2 separate regions of the Mus musculus genome follow, and region 2 is linked to region 1. The links are chromatin loops, found by intact Hi-C in ENCODE. Cell type or tissue: heart. All regions are shown on one strand. Each heading gives the region's core, and the rest is flanking DNA. Links, peaks and the distances in the headings are about the cores only. Region 1 overlaps Sp100 (nuclear antigen Sp100). Region 2 overlaps Sp110 (Sp110 nuclear body protein).

Region 1 (11,080 bases), core at 1,941-9,940:
TCCTCACCTCCACTCTACCCTCTCTGAGTCGGATCCTTCACATGCCACCTAAGTGAAATCATGCAGCTTTTCTGTGCCTGGCTTGCTCCGTGTAATGTTCTTCTTCATCTGAGTTGTCTCAGTTGACGGCGTCTCCTTTGTTTTAAGGCTACCTGGAAGTCGATCCTGTGTGGATACTGCATTTTTCTCCAGCTGCTGGAAGTTGTTTAGGCTGATTCCAGATGTGGAGCTTGTCAAGCTGTGACTTGACCCCTTTAGCAGACTGATTTTAACTCTCTGGGTTATGTTCACAGTAGAGGATTGTCAAATCACATGGTGTTCTATTTTCAGGGTTTTTTTTTTTTTGAGGAAATTTTGTACTGTTTTTTCTTCATGTCAGACTCTTCACCTCCTTAGTCTTACGCTCAAAGTACCATTGCTGTCTCACACTGGTTCTGGTCCTGAAATAAACTGACATTTAAAACAGTGGGGGCCAGTAAAGTGGCTCTCAATTCTGGTGACCTGAGTTCAAGTTCCAGGCCACACCTGGTAGAAAAGAGAGAAGTTATTCCCACAGATGTCTTCTGACTGTCACACACACACTGTGGTGCACATGTGCTAAACAAAGAAACAAATGTAAAACATATAGAGGGGGCAAAGTATGAGGAGAGAAAGATAGAAAGATAAACAGATATCAAGAATAGGGCCAGATGGGGGAAGCCACAGAGAGACAATGAGGGAAAGTGGGCAGAATGGACTGTAAAAAATGACAGAAATTAGCATGTTATCTCCATTGAGAAGGGTAATACATCCCCTTAGCACCATGAGCCTCTGATCCCCCAGATTACAGAAAACCCCACTTTTCTTGGGCTTAACCACTGTGCATGATCTGTTGATTCCTAAACACACTGGTCTAGCCCAGGCCTGTCTTCTTTCTTGGCTTACTTTTTGCAAGTGTCTAAAGACCTGAAGGATGTCTGTCTGTGGCGGCTATTTTGTTGCCTTCTGCTCAATAATATAACAAATGCCCCCCCCCCAACACACACACAACTTAGTGGCTTAAAGCTTCTTCCATCTTATTTGGCATCTGCATCTCCAGCCTGCCGCTGTGTGTACGTTCCCGTCCCCAGCATCCCATATATGACCCTCATCAAACTCACTTAAACTAGAGGAACACGATTCCCTTTGGCTCTGACTCTTCCATGTTGTTCCCTTCAGATTTCTTGTCTTCTGCCAAAGAAGGATCTTCCAAAAATGAGCTGGGCTAAAGAGACAGCTCAATGATTATAAAGGCTGGAGCTCTTACAGAGAACCCAGGTTCGGCTCCACAACCATCTCTAAGGCCAGTTCTAGGGCATCCTACACCCTTTTCTGACTTCCTGGGACACTGCATGTATAAACTAACATGGGGGGGGCGGGGGGAACACCCACTTACATAAAGTAAAAATAAAATAAAATAAATGCAAACCAGTTCATGCGGCTTTTAAAGCCCAATGCTTTCTGTAGCTCTCATCATTTGTCTGCATTATCAGACAGTGAGGGGTGCAATGAGGGTTGGTGGCCATGCTCATATCCCTGTCACTTGCTTCTTTTCCTAACAGCTTGCCCCACGTGCCTATTGTCTTCAGATTCTTGCATTTGCTATGTTCCTGTCTCTTCAGCTTCTGCAGCTTCTGGGCATGATGTGATTTGGGGAGGCAGTTGGATGTAATCTCTTAAGTTTGAAAACATACATATCACAGAGCTCAGTGATTACGTTCCTCAGCAGAGAAGAGGAGAAATATGTGCTAATCACTAAGACGGCATGGGAAAGGCTGGGAGTAAGATTCACACCTCAGCCCTAGCACTAAGGAGAAAGGAGGATGGAAGAGGAGGGATCAGGAGTTCTAGGTCATCCTGATCTAGGTTATCATTGGCCTGGGCTACATAAAGCCTTGTCTCAAAACAAATGATTCAACACATACACATATACACACGAAAGGACGTTCCTAGTAGTATTATTCTTAAAAACTAAATAATTGAAACAAAGAAAGTCAGCATATTTCTATAACATCAAAAATAATAATACAGAAGACTCTCAAAAACATATTAATATATATATAGTACTTATATGTACATGTATAGATCTGGGTGTGTTTGGTTTCTTTAAGGATAGAGAACTAAAAAGATGGTTATGATTTCATTTATATTGATCACATAAGTAGCAAGATTAATCTAGGTCTTAAAACTGGAGATAGTGGTTGGCTATGAGAAAGACCATGGGGACAGTAGAATGTGTCACCTGGAGGCCTCTGGAGTGCTGGTCATCTGCTTTTTAATTCAGGTGATAGTTTCACTTTATAATCATCTACCTCCAATTTTTATATATAAATGTTATACTGAAGTTAGAATTTTTAATTTTATCTTCATTTATTTTTTTGAAACAGGGTCTTGCTTTGTAGCCCAGGCTATCTGTGAACTTATGTCCCACCATCTTAGCCTTCCCCAACTGGGATTGCAGGTGTGTCTCACCATGCCTGGTTAATTTTTATCTTTAAAATATCAAAATCAATTCTCTATCCAAGGATTCTAGGAATGGCTAGAAAGGAAGATTAAGAGCAGAGAGGGCAGGAAATTTCAGGAAGAGGGATCATTCATGGTATTCAAAATGCTCTTCTAGAGAGTTAAATGAAAATACTTTGTGTATATCTGTATGTGTTTGTGTGTGTGCACATTTGTGTACTTGTCTGTATGTATATGTGTGCGTGTGTGTGCAGGGGCCAGAGGTCAGTCTCTGGTTATGTTGTCCTTTGCAGCTATTGTCCACCTTTTTTTTGAACCAAGGTCTTTCATTGGCCTGGAGCTTACTAATTAGGCTAGGGTGGTTGGTGGTTGGTGATTGGCTGGCCAGTGATGCCACAGCATCCACCTGTCTATATCTGCTGAGTGCTGGGAGTGCAAATGGCTGCCACTTATGCGTCTTTTTATGTGGATCCTGGGTCTCAAACTCGGGTCCTTGTGCTTAAACACCAAGCCTTTACAAACTGGGTTGTCTCCTCAGTCCTTGAAAATAATTTATTAATTGTAATTTGGCCAGGAGCTGTGCAACTCAACTATGAACTCCAGATTAATCCCTGTTTTGTGCAACTGGTAGATGTAAAGAAGGAAAATTCATCATTTTCCTTGGCTGGTAACCAACAAACCCGAGCAAGGACCAACCAAAATGAGGACTCTGAGATAATAGGTAAGGATAACGGAAAGAATTGAAACAGTATCCAGGCAAGGGGATTACATATGTTATCAGGGACCTTGAGGTAGCCCACATAGTCAGGAGGAGGCAGGAAGGGAAAGAGGCCCACCAAGCCAACCTTCAGACTAGCAGAAGAAAGTAGGGGAAATTAAAGGCAGAAATGAGAAATGGAGGTTAATAAATGTTGAGGTCAGAGGACTTTTTTTTCTGAAGAGGGAGGAGGAAGAGGAGGAAGAGGAGGAAGAGGAGGAGAAGGAGAAGGAGAAGGAGAAGGAGAAGGAGAAGGAGAAGAAGAAGAAGAAGAAGAAGAAGAAGAAGAAGAAGAAGAAGAAGAAGAAGAAGAAGAAGAAGAAGAAGAAGAAGAAGAAGAAAGAGAGAGAGAGAGAGAGAGAGAGAGAGAGAGAGAGAGAGAGAGAGAGAGAGAGAAGTGGCAAATGGGGATTGGTATAGGGGGAATAGAATTTAAGGAAAAGAGAGAGAAAATATATCAGGGAATCAAAATACACATGAGAAGAAGTAGATAGGGAAACATACCCAAGACAGACATGAAGCTGTCCGTCACTGGATCCAGATGAAGAACAGGAGTGATGGACAGAGCCATGAAGAAAACTAAGGAGCAAAATGGGAATGAAAGAAAGAGGCAGGCAGGGAAGTGTCTTAGTCAGGGTTTCTATCCCTGTACAAAACATCATGATCAAGAAGCAAGTTGGGGAGCAAAGGGTTTATTCAGCTTACACTTTCCACACTGCTGGTCATCACCAAAGGAAGTCAGGACTGGAACTAAGCAGGTCAGAAAGCAGGAGCTGACGCAGAGGCCATGGAGGGATGTTACTTACTGGCTTGCTTCCCCTGGCTTGCTCAGCTTGCTTTCTTATAGAACCCAGGACTACCAGCCCAGGGATGGCAATACCCACAATGGGCCCTCGCCCCCTTGAGAAAATGCCTAACAGCTGGATCTCATGGAGGCACTTCCTCAACTGAAGCTCCTTTCTCTGTGATAACTCCAGCCTGTGTCAAGTTGACACACAAAACCAGTCAGTACACCCACCTATCCCATTCAATATCCCATCCTCCACCCCCAACACACGTTAATGCTTGGGAAGTGCCTTACCACCCTGAACGTGCCTGATCTCATCTGATCATGGAAGCTAAGGAGAGTTGGGTGTGGTTAGTACTTGGATGGGAGACCACCTGGGATTATCAGGTGCTGTAGGCTTAGTTTGTCTTGGCTGGGAGGGAGCACCTCTGTGCAGAGGAGATGCATGCCAGTGACTGAGAAGGAGCATCTCTGTGCCAGTGGTGGGCTCACAGCCTTGAGTTAACTGTTTGGGCCTTCCTAGTCCTCACACTCAGGTGTGCCCTGCTGTGTGGGTCTGCTATCACCCCTAAGATGCTTAAGAGACTTTCCTTTGTGCAGAACTCAGCAGTGGGGATTCTGATAATGGAGAGAACTTCTCAGAAGCTACAACCACAGTCCCCTCCCAGCCAGGTAAGGAGACCCAGGTAACAAGGCAAGCTGTGGATATTTGAGTCACAAGCTACTGTGTTATGATGGGGTTTGTCCCAAGTCTGTTCTGTATGCTGGATCTCTAGGACCTGTTCTGTGCATTGATTTTTATTTGATTCTTTTGGGAAATGCAGGGAAATCATTACATACTATTTGGGGGATTAGGCTTATCAATCAATGGATCTTCTTAGTAGATATAGTTATCCATTGATGTCGTGATAGAAACAGTCATGTGTGTGTGTGTCTGTGTGTGGGTGTGTGCGTGCCCACGTGTGTGTGCCCATGCATGTGTTCACAGAGGTCATGAGACATGCCCAGGTGTTTGTCCTTCCCATCCACTTCTAACCTCCTGTTTGTTGTTGCATATGCCAGGCTAGCTGGACCCCAAGCTTCCAGGGATTCTATCTCTGCCTCCTGCCCTGTTACCTGAACCTTAGGATCACAGACCTATTCTACAGTGTCTGACTTCACCTCATGGCTTCTGGGTATCTAAAACCAGGTCCTCATGCTTGTGGAACAAGCACTTTGCCTACTGAGCCATCCCTCCAGCCTCATGAGTTTGTCTGTTTAAATGATTATCGAGTTTATTAAATGTTAGACTCATCCAGGATTTCTATAGAAAGCAGAAAGCTTACTATTCCTTTGTTAGAAAGTCATAATGTTGGGCTGGTGAGATGGCTCAGTGGGTAAGAGCACCCGACTGCTCTTCTGAAGGTCAGGAGTTCAAATCCCAGCAACCACATGGTGGCTCACAACCATCCGTAACGAGATCTGACTCCCTCTTCTGGAGTGTCTGAGGACAGCTAAAGTGTACTTACATATAATAAATAAATAAATCTTTAAAAAAAAAAAAAAAAAGAAAGTCATAATGTCATTTTTTCAGAAACTTAGACTAGAGTCCAAGGAAAACTCATCAAGCTATCTTGTGTAAGCAGAATTGAAACTTGAGATAAAACATTCTAAGACCCAAAGAATTATTTCTGACAAAATTTTTCAGGTCATGGCTTACAGAGGAATTCCCCCAAATACTTTACAACTAATGTGCGCTTCTTTACGACATCCTTAAAGAACAACTAGAACAGATATCAACATCCTTTTTCCTAGCTTGAAAAAAGCAACCATAGATGGCATGTACCTGCGTCTTCTCCAAAGTCAAATGGATAACTAGACCGGGTTTCTGAATTCTAGGTTATTCCTTTTATAAACTGTGAGATAGAAAGGTTTTCAGGTGTGATATCATGAGCCTGTAATCCCAGCACTCAGTGGGCAGGGCTCAAGGTTATCCTTGACTGCACCTGACTTTTTCTCAAAACAAACAGAAATACACGACTGTGCACGTGTGTGTGTGTGTGTGTTTGTGTTTGTGAGAATCAAACGGTTGAATTATCTCAGCCCTATCTATTTTGTTGGAAAACTTAAGATTCTATAGTGTGTCCTCAGTGATTCATTTTCCCTTTCTAATTTAAATCTGATTAGATCCAGAAGATTTTAGAAATGTGCTTCCTCGGGGAAAATACACTAGGGAAAGACCTGAGATCAAATGAAAATGCTTCTTGGTCTTAACAGTAACAAAAGATCAAACTCTTAAGTGATGCCTTCATTCCAGCTGCCAGAGTGTCTTCTAAAGGAAGCAGAAATGTTTCAGGTTTTAGACCACTCACATACTCTTTTAGTGTAAGCAAACCTCCCCACCTACTAAGCTCTCAAATGTGTTTATGGTTTCAATGCAAAGATTATTTTTCATAGACATGTGGGAGGTATCAGATCAATGGGGGATGTTCAACATAAGATTTTTCAAGGCCTCTCTGTGTGTGCACATATGTGTGTGTACATTCATGTGTATGTGTGCATGTCTTTGTGCATGTGTATGCACATTCATGTTCATGTGTGAATATAGAAGTCAGAGGTCAACATCAGGTATTGCTCCTAAATAGACAACCATCCTGTTTTTTGGAGAGAGAGCCTCTCACTTGGGGACTAGAACTCACCTATTAGGCTTCTCTGGCTAACCACAGAGCCTCAGAGAGCCACCCTCCCCCATCTCTCTCTAGCTCTGGTATGACAATCATGAACCACCATGCTCAGCTCCTTACTTGGGTTATAGGGTTCCAAGCCAGGTCCTCACGCTTGTGTGCCAAGAACTTTATCAACTGAACTATCTACTCAGGCTCTTCCACATAAGACTTTCAAGATTTCCCTACAAAGGACACAGAGGCAAGGATGGTGGGGATTCAGAAAGATGAACAGGAGGGGTAAGAAGTCAACGTTTTAGGAAGAAAAGGGCTAGGTGATGTCAGATGGCCCCTTGCCAGCAAATTGCATCTGCCTTGGGGATCAAAATGGAGTCTCACCATCCTACTGGGCTGGGGATTTAGGAAGGCAAACCCATGTGGTCTGGATGGAGGTCAGGCTTTCTAAGGGAATGTCAGCCTGCTTCCAATTTTTCTTATTAGTGAATTTTCTCCTGTACTGTTTTTTTTGCTCACAACCAGAGGGTTCCAAAGAATTCTTTTTGTACAGTGACCAATATCAATGACTTATTGAGAAACCACATGCTCATGGCACGGGATTGTACCAGTTAAGATGATCAGAATGCAGCTTCTAGACTATGAGGTATCCAAATTGCACTGAATGTCTTGAATTATAATCGAAGCATTCTCTACAAGCCTTGATTTAGCAACCCCAGGGTACCACCTTCTACATGTTTCTTCTCTGGTCTGGCTGGGAAATCAAAAGCTACCACAGAATAGTTTATTATCTGGACAAGCCCAACTGATAGATAAAATAAAATATAGCAAAACAATGCTAGTAGAAGGACACTCTCTTTACTCCACGAGATCATGTCTACTGATACTAACAAGGTGAAATCATGCATTGAGTTTCTGCTGTGGCATAGTAAGCATAGAATCCCTATGTTGATCGGTGATCCTGATATCAGTCAGTAGCTTAGAAGGTCTTTAAAAACAAGTTATGCTATTTCTATAGTGAGCAGATTAAAATTGGCCTAAGGGCTGGAGAGATGCCTCAGCAATCAAAACCTCTTGCTGCCCTTTCAAAGGACCCAGGTTTGGTTACCAGCACCCATATCACGTGACTCATAACCAGTTCATCTCTCCAGGGCAGAGACCTCCTTTTGATCTCCAAGGGCATGGAACATGCATGCAACCCACATACACACAGACAGACATTCATACCTATAAATTAAAAAATAAATAAATATTTTTAAAAGCAACGACAGATATCCCTGTCTAAATTATAGTTAAGATGTTGGCATATGTTAAGTTTTTTAAATTGGGTTTTAATGAACAAAGCAGCATCTAGCCATCATAGAGTCTTAACAGGGAGGCAAGATAACTAGGCTATTGCTCATTTATAGATGAGAAAACTCGAGCTACTCATGCTCAAGAGTCGTGTCAGATGCTCACACAGAAACAAAGAGCAGATGGACGGTGGTGACCATGTCTTTAATTCTAGGACTTAGGCCTTGGGAGGCAGAGGCAGGTGGATCTCTGTGAGTTCAAAGCCAGCCTGGTCTACAGAGGGAGTTCCAGGACAGCCAGGGATGAGAGAAACCCTGTCTAAATAAAACAACAACGACAACAAAAAGAATTACACAGCATTCTACTGTGGGTCCCAGTTTTATGGCAAAGGGCCTCTAGATTCAGTGAAGAGGACATTCTGTCAGTCTGCCTAGGACTGCAGGCTCATCTGATCTAAAGCCACAGAGCTTGATGCTGAGAGCACATAATAGCTTTTCTCCCTTTTATCTTACAGCACCTGCATATTCCAGAAAACCTCCAACACTGAGAAGAGACAGAGGAGGAGGTAAGAGAAAATAAGGGCTCTTCAGGAGAGCGAATGAACTGTGTATTCAACAAGAGACTCTAATTCTAGGCTCTATTCTTCAAAGTACAACATAAATTTGCCTTTAATTTTAGGTAATTCCTACCCTAACTTTTATGTCAATCAGGCAGGCTAGGTTCTTTAACAGATGAGTCCAAAATGTTAATGATTTCATATAGTAAAAGCCTTTTAATATTTAATTGGAGTTCCATTTTTTTTCCCTCAATAAACATCCTACAGATTTTTAGATGAAGAGTCACCTGGTCTCTAGTCCCAGTGGTCATCAGGGAAACAGTCAGGTAGAAGAGTCTCATCTTTGCCTCATACTCCCTCCCATAATGACCCGGAAGGAAAAGTGCTGCTGTCAAAACCTATTGACCAGAATTTAAAATGTACAGAAGACCCCAAAAGGAACAGAGGGCCAGTCCCAGCAGAGATGGCCCTGGGGTGAAAGTTTCTCAGCTTCAGGCTTAGGTGGTGAGGATAAAATCTTAACTTAGAGGTCACACAGACTTGAAAGGACAAACATGGTTCCAAGGGCAGAGACCTTCCTACCCTGGCATTCCAGAGCTTTGCAACTTTTTTCCTACTTTCTTCCTTCTAGGATTTTCTTTTTTCCTTTATTCCACATCTTACACTGAGACTCTCTCTCGGTGACATTTCTGCAGTGAGAGGGTACTAGGATAGCACACCTTCTCTATCTCTGTCTGTTTCTGTCTCTCTGTTTCTTTGTCTCTGTGTATATGCACACACACATGTGTATAGAAAAGAGGATGTCATTTTTTGGGCGCCATTCCTCAGTGGTTATCTATGAAACAGATACGTTCACTGGCCTGGAGCCCACCAAGTATGCTGGGCTGGTTGGCCAGTGAGCCCCAAGGACTTGTGTGTCTCTACGTCTTTAGTACTGGGGTTATGAGCATCATGTGCGGCTTTAAAAAAACCAAAAATACCCCATGTGTTCTGAATCAAACTCGGGTCCCCATGCTCGCCAACCACTACATTTCACCGAGTCCGAATCCATAAAACAATGCTTTCAGAAGCCTGGAGCTCAGTACTGAGCTGCGGAACTGGGGTGAAAAGCAAAGGCCGACTTGTCTTCACTCCAGTTCAGTATCTAATCTCAGAACTTCTGCTCTCTGACGTGCTTTATTGTGACCACACGGCACAGCATACCATACGCCACCTGGGAGACCATCTGGAGGTTTTGAAAAACCAAAAGAAATCTATCAGGTCTTGAACAAACCTGGAACAAGTCTCACTTAGCCCCTGTGGCTCCTCCCAGCACTTCTCACCCCTGTCCCTACTCTAACACCCCTCCCCCCACCCCTCACCCGCAACCCACCTTCCACCCCTCCACCCCCCATTTCCTGCTTCTGATCCCATTTAACCTCAGCCATTTTGAACAAAAGCTCTCTTGCCCTCTTGGCCTTGCCTTTCCTGGCAGCTCAGCTCCTGGATATTTCTTGGTGCACTTGCCCCACCTCTCTGTTCTCTGGCTCCTGCTCCCACCTCCTCTCAGGACCCTTTCAGCCTGCTGGCCATTTTCCATCTACAGTCTTCCAAATGCCCCTGACAATGCTCTCCCTACATGGTCTGCAAGGATCCCGCTTAACCACACCGAGAAGCAGCCATGTCCTATTTTTTTTTCCATTCAAAATTATTATGAATTGGGGCTTGGTGGAATAATTGTAGTTGAAAGGCAGTGTTCTTTTTATTATATTTGTTACATTTTACATTTGTATTATTACATCTATGCCAGACCCATCAGTCCCTACATATTGAATTCGTGGGATGATTTGCAGAGAGGATTAAAGGACTCAGGATCTCCATCCTGACAGAAAAGATCATGAAAGCATCTTTATAGTCCATACACTCTCTACTATTTAGGTAGTCAGAGAATTCCTATGACCATTTTAGTTCTAGATTACTGGTTTTATTTTCCCTTTTCGTCCCAGATACTTCTGACACTGAGAGCTCTATCATCATTAGAAGACGGAAAAGGACAGGACGTAAGAACAATTTAAAATTCTAGATGTAGCAATTACTTCTCTGTGTTACTAAAGCTCTAAATCACTCTGATTTTTAGATACCCTTTAAAAAAATTAACCTGGTATTTTAGATCATTTTGATGATGCTTTTTGGGTTCAAGTGAGTTTAAGATATTTGCTATGACACATCTCAAAATATTCAACAGCACAAGCCCAGTACAGGCTCATTTTTTACCCCAGAGAAGAGGATGAAGTTGGTCCTAAGTGAAGAAGTTCACTTTGTTCCACATGATCGTCTAGGGCCCTGAGGTCTTAAAGATTTACTTTGTCATTCACCATGCCCACCACTCCACAATAAACAGAAATGGGAGCAGATGGTGCACAAATAAATCTCTGAAGGGGCATGAGGCACGAGAAACAGACACAGAAGAGAATGACCACCATAGAGTTGTCTCCACCCCCAGCACTGGGGACAGCTTTTGGAGCAAGCTTGACCAGCAGCTCTGATGGAAGCAAGGTTGGCCTGCTGAC
Region 2 (11,080 bases), core at 1,673-9,672, 83 kb before region 1:
CCATTTCCAGGTCATTTGCTGCTGGAGAGTCATCTTTTACCACTAGCAAAAGAAACGGAATTCACATCAGAGGTGAGCATGGACCGAAGAGAAAATGCAGAGGAAAGTCAGCTGGAGAAATTGGATAGCAGGGAGAGAAGGCAGGGGTCTGCCAGCCCGTAGGGTTCCACCTAGATCTGACCCCCTTGTTATCATTTTTAAAGTGTGTGTTATGCCTGCATGTGTGTCTGTGCACCACATGTATGCTTGGCTCCTGCAAAGGCTAGAAGAGGGTATCAGATACCTTGTGATTAGAGTTACAGATGGTTGCGAGCTACCATATAGGTGGTAGGAATTGAACTCAGATCCTATGAAAGAACAGTCACTGCTCTTAGGCACTGAGCCACCTCTCCAGCCCTGACCATCTTGTTATTGTTACCTATGCACCTGCTAACAGCAGATACATCACGAAATTTGGCTTGCTTTGATGCAATAAGAAAAACAGGGGCTTGAAACCATAACAGATACAAAGGTCCATCTCCTTAAAACTGTCTGTTTTGAAAGTCGTCTTAAATTCTGGCTTCTTTAGGGTTAGGTAACTGAGGTACATTGTAAACTTTCTACAGACTTTTGAAGTCATTCCTTTCTTTACATATCATTTTATTATTTTTTATTTTTTTGGTTTTTTTTTTTAATTTAAAAAATTTTTTTGGTTTTTCAAGACAGGGTTTCTCTGTGTAGCTCTGGCTGTCCTGGAACTCATTTTGTAGACCAGGCTGGCCTTGAACTCAGAAATCCGCCTGCTTCTGCCTCCCGAGTGCTGGAATTAAAGGTGCGCCCCACCACGCCTGGCTTTCATATCATTTTAATATCATATATTTTAGTTTTCTGTACAATGTATAACTGACTAGCACTGAAGGACAATTCCCATAGTCAGGGTGAAGTCAAGGAAGGAGAACCAGCCACATCAGCTACATTACCCACCACTCGGGACAGATGGGGCTTCTGTTTGCCTGTCTTACATTTTATTGGGGCTGTTTGAGCATCACCTATTGTTGTGACTTCATCACAGTTGCAAGGTCACACAGTCCAGACCTGCCTTGTCCTCTTCTCTCTTGAAGCTCACTACAGTCTCTTGTGGCTGAGGAGTCACCTCTGTTTGTTGACACCGTAATGATTTAGAGTCTAAGTCTAGCAGGTGTGAGGGGACTTTGTGACTTTATGATTGGTGGATCCATAAGTCTATCTTTCCAGTCCTGCTTCCTTGCCCTCTCCATAACTCTACCTCCCAAGCTTGGGTGAGGGGCAGGAAGCTCGGCTGAGATGGGAGCAAGAGCCTCATAGCAAGAGGACTCAAATTCTTTTCTGTTTGGTAGGAAAGTGGAGATGAGCTTAAGCTATCCCAAGCAAGGTTGCTAAGAGTTAAGTCAGCCTTAACTAGCATCACCATGCATGGTGCCAGGGGAACCCAGAGGCCATGCTCCTGAGTCATCTTGCTTGTTAGTCTTGGATGTTAAGTTGTCTTTGACAACTGAAGGAGGAAGGAAAGGGTTGGGTTACTGAACTGCCTGTCAGGGAGGAAAGTGGATGGTATACTCGCCCAGAAAAGGAGGTCACTAAGGCCAAAGGCAGATTACCTGACTCGGGTCCTGAGGGACTGTGGGGCATCTCTCGAGAGTCTTCCTTATCTTTTCTCTGGTGATCTCTGGAGGACACTGAGAAGAGGGAAGAAAAAGAATTGAGGCTTTCAGGTTGAGCAAGTAGGGGCCAGAGCAGTAAAGAGAACAGTGATTCTAACCAGTAAGGAAGGCAGGTGACCAGGAAAAGGTAGGATAGAGAAGGGACAGAATAGTTTAATAACAAAATCTCTTCTTCTTTCTTCTTCTTCTTCTTCTTCTTCTTCTTCTTCTTCTTCTTCTTCTTCTTCTTCTTCTTCTTCTTCTTCTCCTCCTCCTCCTCCTCCTCCTCCACCTCCTCCTCTTCACTTGAAAATGTAGATAATGAAATCTCCTATTGACATTAGATTTCTGATTATGTTAAAGTTATTTGAATAGCAAATATCAGAGGAGTGGAGGAAAAGTTACTGAGTCCATACTCTTTTATTCCCAACTCTGGAACGCAATGTCAGTCTTCAGCAATGTCAGTAATACATCCTGCTATAGTTAACGTAACTAAACTTTATTTTTATAATGATGCTTTAGGGAAGGCAAGTGGCACAAATCTGGAAGCTCAATTAGGTCCAACAGACATAAAGTTTTCACAATATTTTCTAATAATGTTAATAGCATATATATGTCTTAGAATCTGAGTCATCTAAAAATAAACAAAGGGGCTAGGGGTGTAGATCAGTGGTGGAGTGCTTATCTGGCAGGCAGTAGGCCTTGGGTTCTACTCTTGACATACTATGAAATAGAAAAGAATGAATAAGGTTGAGACTCAAAGGCTTCTGGAGCTAGGGAAGAATCATCAACTATAAGTTTGTAATAAGCTATGTGTCAACTAAGAACAGGAGAGAGAGAGAGAGAGAGAGAGAGAGAGAGAGAGAGAGAGAGAGAGAGAAGAGAGAGAGAGAGAGAGAGAGAGAGAGAGAGAGAGAGAGAGATGCAGAGAGACAGAGAGACAGAGACATAGAGAGAGGAGCCTTGCATCTACCAAAGAAGTGATCTTCCACTGCGCTACACCCCAGACCCACACCAGTATTTTTGACTTTTGGTTTGCTCTGTGAGTCTAAGGACAGCCCTCTCTGCTTTTCTCCCCTTTTTTTCTCCTGAGGTTGCAACCACAGCCTCTCATTTGGCATGTGCATAGTCTCCCTCCACAGCCCAGTCAGTGTTACTTTGCACAGGGCCAGCAGAAGGGCTGGGCATCCTTTGCAGGTCTTCTTTCTGACCATATCAGTTCTTAGAAGGGGGAACAAAATACCCAGGGAAGGAGTTACAGAGACAAAGTTCAGAGCAGAGACTGCCATACCTGGGGATCTATCCCATAAACAACCACCAAACCTAGACACTATTGCAGATGCCAACAAGAGCTTGCTGAAGGAGCCTGATATAGCTGTCTCCTGAGAGGCTCTGCCAGTGCCTGACTAATAAAGAGGTGGATGTACACAGTCATCTATTAGACGGAGCACAGGGTCCCCAATGAAGAAGCTAGAGAAAGTATCTAAGGAGCTGAAGGGGTTTGCAGCCCCATAGGAGGAACAACAACATAAATTAACCATTAGCCCCAGAGCTCCCTGGGATTAAACCACCAATCAAAGAGTACACATGGCGGGATTCATGGCTCTAGCTGCATATGTAGCAGAGGATTGCCTAGTGGTCATCAATGGGAGGAGAGGTCCTTGGTCCTGTGAAGGTTCTATGCCCCAGTATAGGGTAATGCCAGGACCAGGAAGCAGGAGTATAGGGTAATGCCAGGACCAGGAAGCAGGAGTGGGTGGGTTGGGGAGCAGGGGGAGGGGGGAGAGGATAGGGGATTTTGGGAGGGGAAACTAGGAAAGGGGATAACATTTGAAATGTAAATAAAGAAAATATCTAATAAAAAAAATCATTACTGGCAGCTGAAGGAGGAGGGAAAAACCACGGGTTGTAGGGAGAAGAGTAAAATGGCCCAAAGCAGTGGTTCTCAACCTGTGGGTCTCGATTCCTTTGGCAAACCTCTATCTCCCAAACTATTTACATTGTGATACATAACAGCAGCAAAATTACAGTTATGAAGCAGCAATGAAAATAACGTTATGGTTGAGGGTCACCACAATATAAGGAACTGCATTAAAGCGCAGTAGCATTAGGTAGGTTGGGAACCACTGGCCTAAAGGCTCAGGAAAGGTGAAGTACCAAGGGCAGAAGCAGGAGTGTCCAGGAATAGGAAGAAGATGCTCTAGCATCTGGGCCTCCCTGGTCACTGGCAGCGCTTGTGATTTTCTTAGAGAGGGTTGTGTATGGGTGGATGCAGAGAAAGGAACAGGTCAACAAAAGACGGCAATCTGGGGTTCTAATGGACAACAAGCCTCTAGGTAGGACAGACAGGCTGGATCTGTGGCTTGCCTGGAGTGGTTTTTCCTTCCTGAATGCAGCCAAGGAGAGGCACAGCTCGGGGAGAAGGACTGGGCTGCTCATCCAGGATCTCAATGATTGGCTGTGCGGTTGCTCTGGGGTCACAGACTCTCGGTGCTGAGGACAGATGACTTGGCAGCGATATCTGGGGTCGGGGTGGTGGCAGCAGTGTCTGAAGGGAGCACCCTTCTGCTGGGTTGGCCAGGTCTTCAAGCAGGGTCAGTGGGGGTCTGTTTTTCTCTTCGTAGGTATAACCAACTGGAATTAGCAAAGGAACACAAAGACTCAGGACCCCGAAGACTCAGAAGTTATCTGGCAGACAGGATTGCCTAGTTCATCTTTCCACACGGGACCAGAGGGAGAGTTACTGGTTTCCCCGGGTGCACAGAACAGGCTCATCACCACACGCATCCATTTGTGGCCTCTTCTGACTTTGATTTATTCAGGCACTCAGTGCTATTTAGTCCCCAGTCCATCACCCAAAATGGGTTGACCACATAGAAACCTACTACTGTAGAAGGTCCCTAAAATATATACATATATAAATGTTATTTAAATGGAGTTACCATATAATGAGGGAGACAATGCCCTGATAAGTTACCATATGCTACCAAGTACCAGGAATGGAAAACAGTCCATCTTTTTGGAGTTATTGGCTAAAGGAATCCCAGAGGTTCCTCCTACCCCTAAACATTATAGGCCAATGATATCGATGACCCTCCACAACCTGCTGGTAAGACCCTATTGCTGAGGGAGAAACAGACATGAAGCAATCCAGCTGTTGCTCAGCTAGAAGCTTCATCCCTACTGACGAGTGTTCATAGTGTTGGAAGGTTCTATGGGCACTACCAGAGAAGGAGTTATCATCAGTGTCACCCAGCTAGGAATGCTGCAAGCTACAACAGTGACCTGCTTACTCGATGTACTTGCTGATGCAATGCTGGCACAAGTGTTATGGGAGTGACCAATCACCTTTTGATTGGATGTGAGGACTGTTTTATGAAATGGGACCCATACGCAACACTGGTAATGTGGTCAACAGCACATGACTAGATAGACCACAGGCTCTAGAGTAAAACCTACTACAGTTAATCTAAATGAATGCAGCAACAAAACGACTCCTGATGATGTTTTGCTTGTCACTTTGTAGACCAGGCTGGCCTCGAACTCAGAAATCCCCCTGCCTCTGCCTCCCGAGTGCTGGGATTAAAAGGGTGCGCCACCACGCTCGGCTTCCTCACCAGGTTCTATTGGGACCTTAGTCTTCTGGTTTCTGCTCACTTCTGAAGTTTCACTGCACCCTATGATCTGGCTGCCTCGATCTGAGCACCCTAGGATCTTCCCTCTCATCCCAACACCAGGCCCTTGGCTTTCCACACACTGTCCCCTTGAATAGATTGTGGTTGGTTTCTATTAAGATTGTTCCTCGCCATTTATTTCAGAAGTAAAGATACCTTGACCCCTGAACAGGAACCTTCATAGATAGCAGCAAAGGCTCAGAACAAAACCACAGAACTGCACAGCCAGAGCGATGCTTGAGCCCTGGCAGGGCTCAGATGAACTTAGCGTATCCTTAGTCTGTGGTCCACTGGCCCTGCTGCTAGGCCTAGAGGAAAAAGTGTCCCTCAGCTGCTCTCTTATCTTAAAGAATCCTCTCTCCCCTGGGGATGATCCTTTTGATAGTGACACATCAATGTCACCAATGTCACAGTGCAGTGTGCCTGGTGTCTCTTCTTTCACTGTCTGCTGGGTTCATGTTCTCCAATCTCAAGTGGTTTTATTGCCTGGTCCTCTCACTCTCAGTCCAACCCTCAGCCCCGTGGCTGCCCCTCTTTGTGTTTCTTTATCTATCCAGTTCTGTAGTCTAGATGCCGAATGTCTCCTCAAAGCTTAGGTTCCCAGGTGACACTACATTTTGTCACACATCCTGCGGTGATACAATCTTGCTACAGGCTCAAACTGTATCACAGGTCAGAGCCCCCTAACTTCTTCTCATTGTAAGTTCATTATCATAGGCATTTTGTGACAGATAGAAATCTGACAAGTGACTGTGGAGTTACCTCTGAACTTCCCCTTCCTTCTCTGTCAGGAGCAACTTACAATGATGTCACAGGTGGTTTTAAGGTCATGTGAAATGATCATATAAAATGTCTGGGACACCCACAGTCACAAAGAGATAGACGTTGTATCCATTTCACCTCTCTCTTCTCCTCCTCCTTCTCCTCTTCTCCTTCTTCTTCCTCTCCTCCTCCTCCTCCTCCTCCTTCTCTCTCTCTCTCTTCCCCACCCCCCATCTTTCTTTCTTTCATAGCAAGTCCCGACATTTCAGTTGCCCTACGTGCTCCCTGGAGATGGTCCCATACTTCATATTTTCAAGATGAATGTGTGTGATGGCCCACTTCTGTAACACCAGCACTTGGAAAGAAGGATGAGGCAGAAGGATTACATTTTAGGCCATTCTGTACTACAACGTGAGACTCTGTCACAACTTATACCAGGTTCACTGAATAGCTGTATTAAAAACACCTGTGTCCTATAGAAATTCGAATCCTGGAAGCTGAGATCAGAGTCAGCCAGGATGACGCTTCCAGCAGCTTTTGTGAGCAAGCGTGGTCTATGCCTTTACACAGGGAAAGCAGGCATTGGAATGCACAATCCACACTGGAAACAAACCCAGGCTTTTACTGTAGCACCACTGCACATGTGACAAGGATCTCGGAAAAACCACATTACCGTTTCTGAAGCTTCTGAAAATTGCCACCAGGCTGGGGTATTCCCGGAGGTTGACCTTGCTGAACAACGTCAGCAGCACTGACGGGTGGAAAGTCTGCTCCAGACTGGTGAGAATATTGTGCACCACTTTGGACAGAGGGACCAGATTTTGACAGGCTTCCAGAGATTCCTTCAAAGAGTGGAGCAGAGGGTTAGTTTGAATGAGTAGTCACCGAGCGGAGAGCTCTCTATCTGTGGTTTTCTATATTGTAAGAAAGCTACTTTGGGGGCTGCTGAGGATGGCTAAGTGGGTGCAGGCATTGGCTGTCAAGCTTGATCTGAGTCTGATCCCTGTGATCTGGAGGGTGGAAGGAGAGCACAAATTCTACAGGGTGTCCTTCAGCCTCCATCTGCACACCATGGCACATTCGCACCTCGCTCCCAAATAAATACAGTACTTAAAAAATATATAAAAGTCAGGCTTGGTGACACACGCCTTTAATTCCAGCATTCAGGAGACAGGCAGTCAGATTGCTAATGTTTTCTAGTTGAGGGCATCCTGATCTACAAAGTGAGTTCCAGGACAGCCAGGGCTGCACAGAGAAATCTTGTCTCAAACAGAACAGAACAAAACCCCCAAATTTAAGAAATCTTCTTTTTTAATTTAAGAGGAATTTTAGTATAAAATATAGAGTTAAATCTTTAGGATAGAAGTTATTGAAAGAGAGAACTGGCTGCAAAATTCTTCCAGTGTCTGCTATTCCTGGTTAGCTAGTCCTTGGGTGCCCAGATGGATCCGGTGATGGGACAGGTGATACCCTCCCCAGGTGGAGCCCTGTTCAGGCGGTGTTGCTGTCCAGGTGGGACCCTGCCCAGGTGGGGCCCTGCCCAGGTGGGAGTACTGCCCAGGTGGGGTCCTGCCCCAGTGGAGGAGGAGGGCATCCATCCCTGAAAAGACAGTCAGTAAATAGCCAGTTGCAACTGAGAACAGTCTCATAAAGGAAAGCACGGTTGTTGGAAGGAAAACGTGAGTCTCAGTGAGTGAGTGGGCTGTGGACTGATGAAGGAGCTGGAGCTGTGTCAGACTTGGAAAAGGCTGCTGCAATTTTCTTTGTAGAGGAATTTTAATCCAGCAACAGGGCTGCTCTGGCAAGTGATCATCATATCCAAAGACCTTCTAGGTCTGTGTGATCTGGCTGGAATACAGACACACCTCTAATCCCAGGAGTCAGAGGCAAGCAGATCTCTGAGTTGAAGGCCAGCTTGGGACAGAGAAAGTTGCTTGTAAAGAAAAGCTTAGGTCCAGGCTTGGCAGTACTTGCTTTTAATCCTAGCACTCAGGAGACAGAGTCATTCAGGTCTCTGAGTTCAGTCAGTCAGTTGAGTGCAGTGCAGTGGAGCTGAGTCAGGGAGTTGGGGTCAGTGCAGTGAGTGCAGTGCAAACTATTAATCTAAGAACTCCAAGAGCTTCCAGCCACCAGAAGCTAAACAGAGGCAAGAAACAGATCCATCTTTGAACTTACAGCACCTACAATATACCCTATCACTAATACAGCCTCAAGACACCCTTTCTCCCAACCTCCCTTCCTGCAATAATGATCATGGTCAAGTTGGGCCTTCCATGTTCTAGAAACCCTGATGGGTTGTGGTCAGAGATCTCAATACTGAAACATACTTAATGAGGACTAGACAGCTTTGTGGAGGGTCCACAGCCTCACCTTGTACATTCTCTCAGTGATGAAGGAATTGTCCCGGAGCGCTTCGAAGAAGGGGAATGGCTTGTTGATGGCATAGGCGATGTTCACCTTCATGTATATGAAATGCTGGAGAAGAGCCTTTTCCAAGGCTTTGGTCAGAGTGAACATCCTATAAAAAGAGGCAGGCTGAGAAGACAGGCAAAAGTTCTCAGGAGCATGGGGAGTGGCTCTCTGCATAAAATGGATTCTCAAAGGTAGACACCCTAGTCTTCAAGCATCCCTTAGCTGTCTACAGAGCAAAGTCTTGCTAAAAGATCCATTGGTAGAGGAGATAAAGGCAGTGCCCAGAAACCACAGAGGCTGAGAAGGACAGACAATAGCATATAACCATCCTGAAAGGGATTTTAAAACATAAAGTGGGTTTTTAAAACATCTCTTCTTCACTGAGTATGTCCTATGTCCAGCTTTTGTTCCAAGGATTTCATAGGTAGTAACTTACTGGAGTTCACAAAGCATTGCAAGGTGGTCACTGTCATCACAACTACCTAACTGTGGTGAGCTCTAATGCAGACAGGGGTGAGGTAAGCGATCCTCATGCTAGATTATACAATCTGGAGGGGGCTGAGTACTAATCGAATCTTGACATTCTAGATGCTGGTTTACAGTTGAGAAAGTGCTTGGCCACAGCCAGAGTGTATGTATAGAGAGAGTTGAATATATATGAGCTGGCTTAGAACAGATCACCTGCAGTGTAGCAGAGCACTATCTCATACCAATGCTCATGAAAAAGAGACCACCCAACATGTAGAGCTAGAAAGCTGGTAATATTTAGACACTGAAAAATCACTCACAACACTTTGACGCAAGCAGACAACACATGAATAAAATCAGGAAGGATATGAAAAATAGGATTGGTCAAAGTCAACGCTTGGTTTTATGACCCCATTTCATTCTTCAGGATGGACCTGGGTCTTCTTATGGAATGTTTCTAAAAATCGACTGCTTCTGGATCATGAGAAAATAACCAGTGAGTTATAACAGAAAACTTCCAGGTGGCAAACTGTTGTAAGAAGGCAGGCCCTAGTAAACCTTTTGATCACAGAGGGGGCGCTTTTGTTGTTGATTGGCAGTAGTGGGGATGGAGTCCAGGACCTGTGCATCTTAGGCAAGTGCCCTATCCCTGAGCTGCATCCCAGCTAGCAACACAGTTCTGTTTATTTGTTTGCTAATCTTAAACACAAAGAAGGCAAAGGTCCCCCTTTCCTCTTTTTTAAAACAGAATATTAAATATTAAAGAGTATTTCCAAAGAGTATTTCCAGGAATTTAATCCCAGCATCACATTGAGTAGACTTGTCTGTCCCTTTCTTCTTCTTTCCCAATCTCTTAAACTTAGCAAAAAAAATGTTGAGGAGAAAACAAAAAGAAGCCGACTTCACAGTAGGACTGTAGAGCAGGGAGATGTGTCACAGATCATCCAGTCCTGAGGGAATCCTGGCAGACTGGGGACAGGTGGGAGGGAAAGCTGTTGAGGCTACTTGTGGGGGAGGGGAGGGGAGGCAGCAAGAACATGTGCTCTGGGTTCTGCTTAGGATGGCAGCAGCACTCAGACCTACGCTGCTGTGGCAACTTTGCCATTTGCCGCCTGCCACAGTTTCCGAAGATGGAAGTCAGATCTACAGAGGTTAAGTACCTGTGCCAAGGACACCAATCTACAGTAGAGTGTGTCTGTCTCTGATATTTTGTTTCTCACTGTGCAAGATATGGTATCTCAAGCCTGAGGAAATGGTGCAAGCCTTTAATGCCAGCACTGGAGGCAAAGGCAGTTGGAGGCCATCCTGATATATATAGTTCCAGGACACTCAGGGCTACACAGAAATTCTGTCTTGAAGAGGGGAAAAAAGATCCTGTGTCTCAGCTGCCTGCATGCAGGTTTTTATTATGTTAAGGGCCTTACAAATAAATTAGGGAAAGACAAACACCCATTAGGAAAGACAAAGCCCCAAACAATCAATAAAATGAGCATCATATACAATGAATGCATAATTAAGCTGGGAAAAGGCAGACAAGTCGAAGGACTTGACAGTGCATAGTACTATCAAAGTGACCAGGAGACAAAACAATAGTCACAGTCCCTGATAGGGTAGAAGTGAAAAGCATTTCAAGTGTTCTGTGACTTATTTGGAATCAGGGTCACCAGCTGTAAAAATTACATTTCCCTTGAATTTTCACGCACAGTAATGTATTTCAGTGAAATGACCATGGACTAAAACCAAAAAAAGCAAACATACAAAAACCATCCATACCCCCGCTAGAGAGAAGTAAGGGCGCCCCTTACTTTCTCTTTCCCAATAGCTCCATAATTAGGCAAGTGTTGGAAGATGATAACGGCACCGCCCACCGTGGACACTTGCGAGGTCCAACCTCGGGAATAGGCACTGGACACTGTCCCCAAAGTCTGTTTCAGAAAAAGAGTTGTGTGTATAAGCCCTCACTGCCCTCCCCTCCCCTCCCCTTCCTCCCTCTTATCCACCTCCACTCCAGGGTCCGAGCCAGGATCCGGAGCCATGCTCGAGTCTCTGGACAAGATTACTTAGCAAAGAGAGAACCTGGGGAGTCTAGGGTACAGCAGACAAAAG

Evidence for each region. A loop is a pair of places that touch in the nucleus more often than their neighbours do. Peaks named below come from ENCODE experiments on the same cell type or tissue, not always from the same donor. Only the 100,000 strongest peaks of a DNase experiment are listed, where the experiment ranks them.
Region 2: a loop joins it to region 1, with 7 times the contacts of the local background. A loop is called at or near these places in 2 of 42 quality-filtered maps.

Annotation. Positions count from the first base shown.
Region 1 is chr1:85,670,570-85,681,649 of GRCm38, forward strand. Sp100 (nuclear antigen Sp100) reads left to right here. Exons shown (of 22, transcript NM_001372231.1): 8 at 3,056-3,202; 9 at 4,626-4,697; 10 at 8,490-8,540; 11 at 10,517-10,570. Among named protein-coding and RNA genes, the nearest start is that of Sp100, 26 kb to the left of the region's middle. In heart, for the core only: no CTCF peak of the experiment used is centred there; no DNase peak of the experiment used is centred there.
Region 2 is chr1:85,587,498-85,598,577 of GRCm38, forward strand. It overlaps Sp110 (Sp110 nuclear body protein), which reads right to left. Exons shown (of 12, transcript NM_030194.1): 2 at 8,465-8,612; 3 at 6,768-6,936; 4 at 4,026-4,292; 5 at 1,617-1,694; 6 at 1-42. The coding sequence starts at 8,611. It also overlaps a transcript of Sp140 not described here. Among named protein-coding and RNA genes, the nearest start is that of Sp110, 5.8 kb to the right of the region's middle. In heart, for the core only: no CTCF peak of the experiment used is centred there; DNase peaks (open chromatin) are centred at 5,244 and 7,582.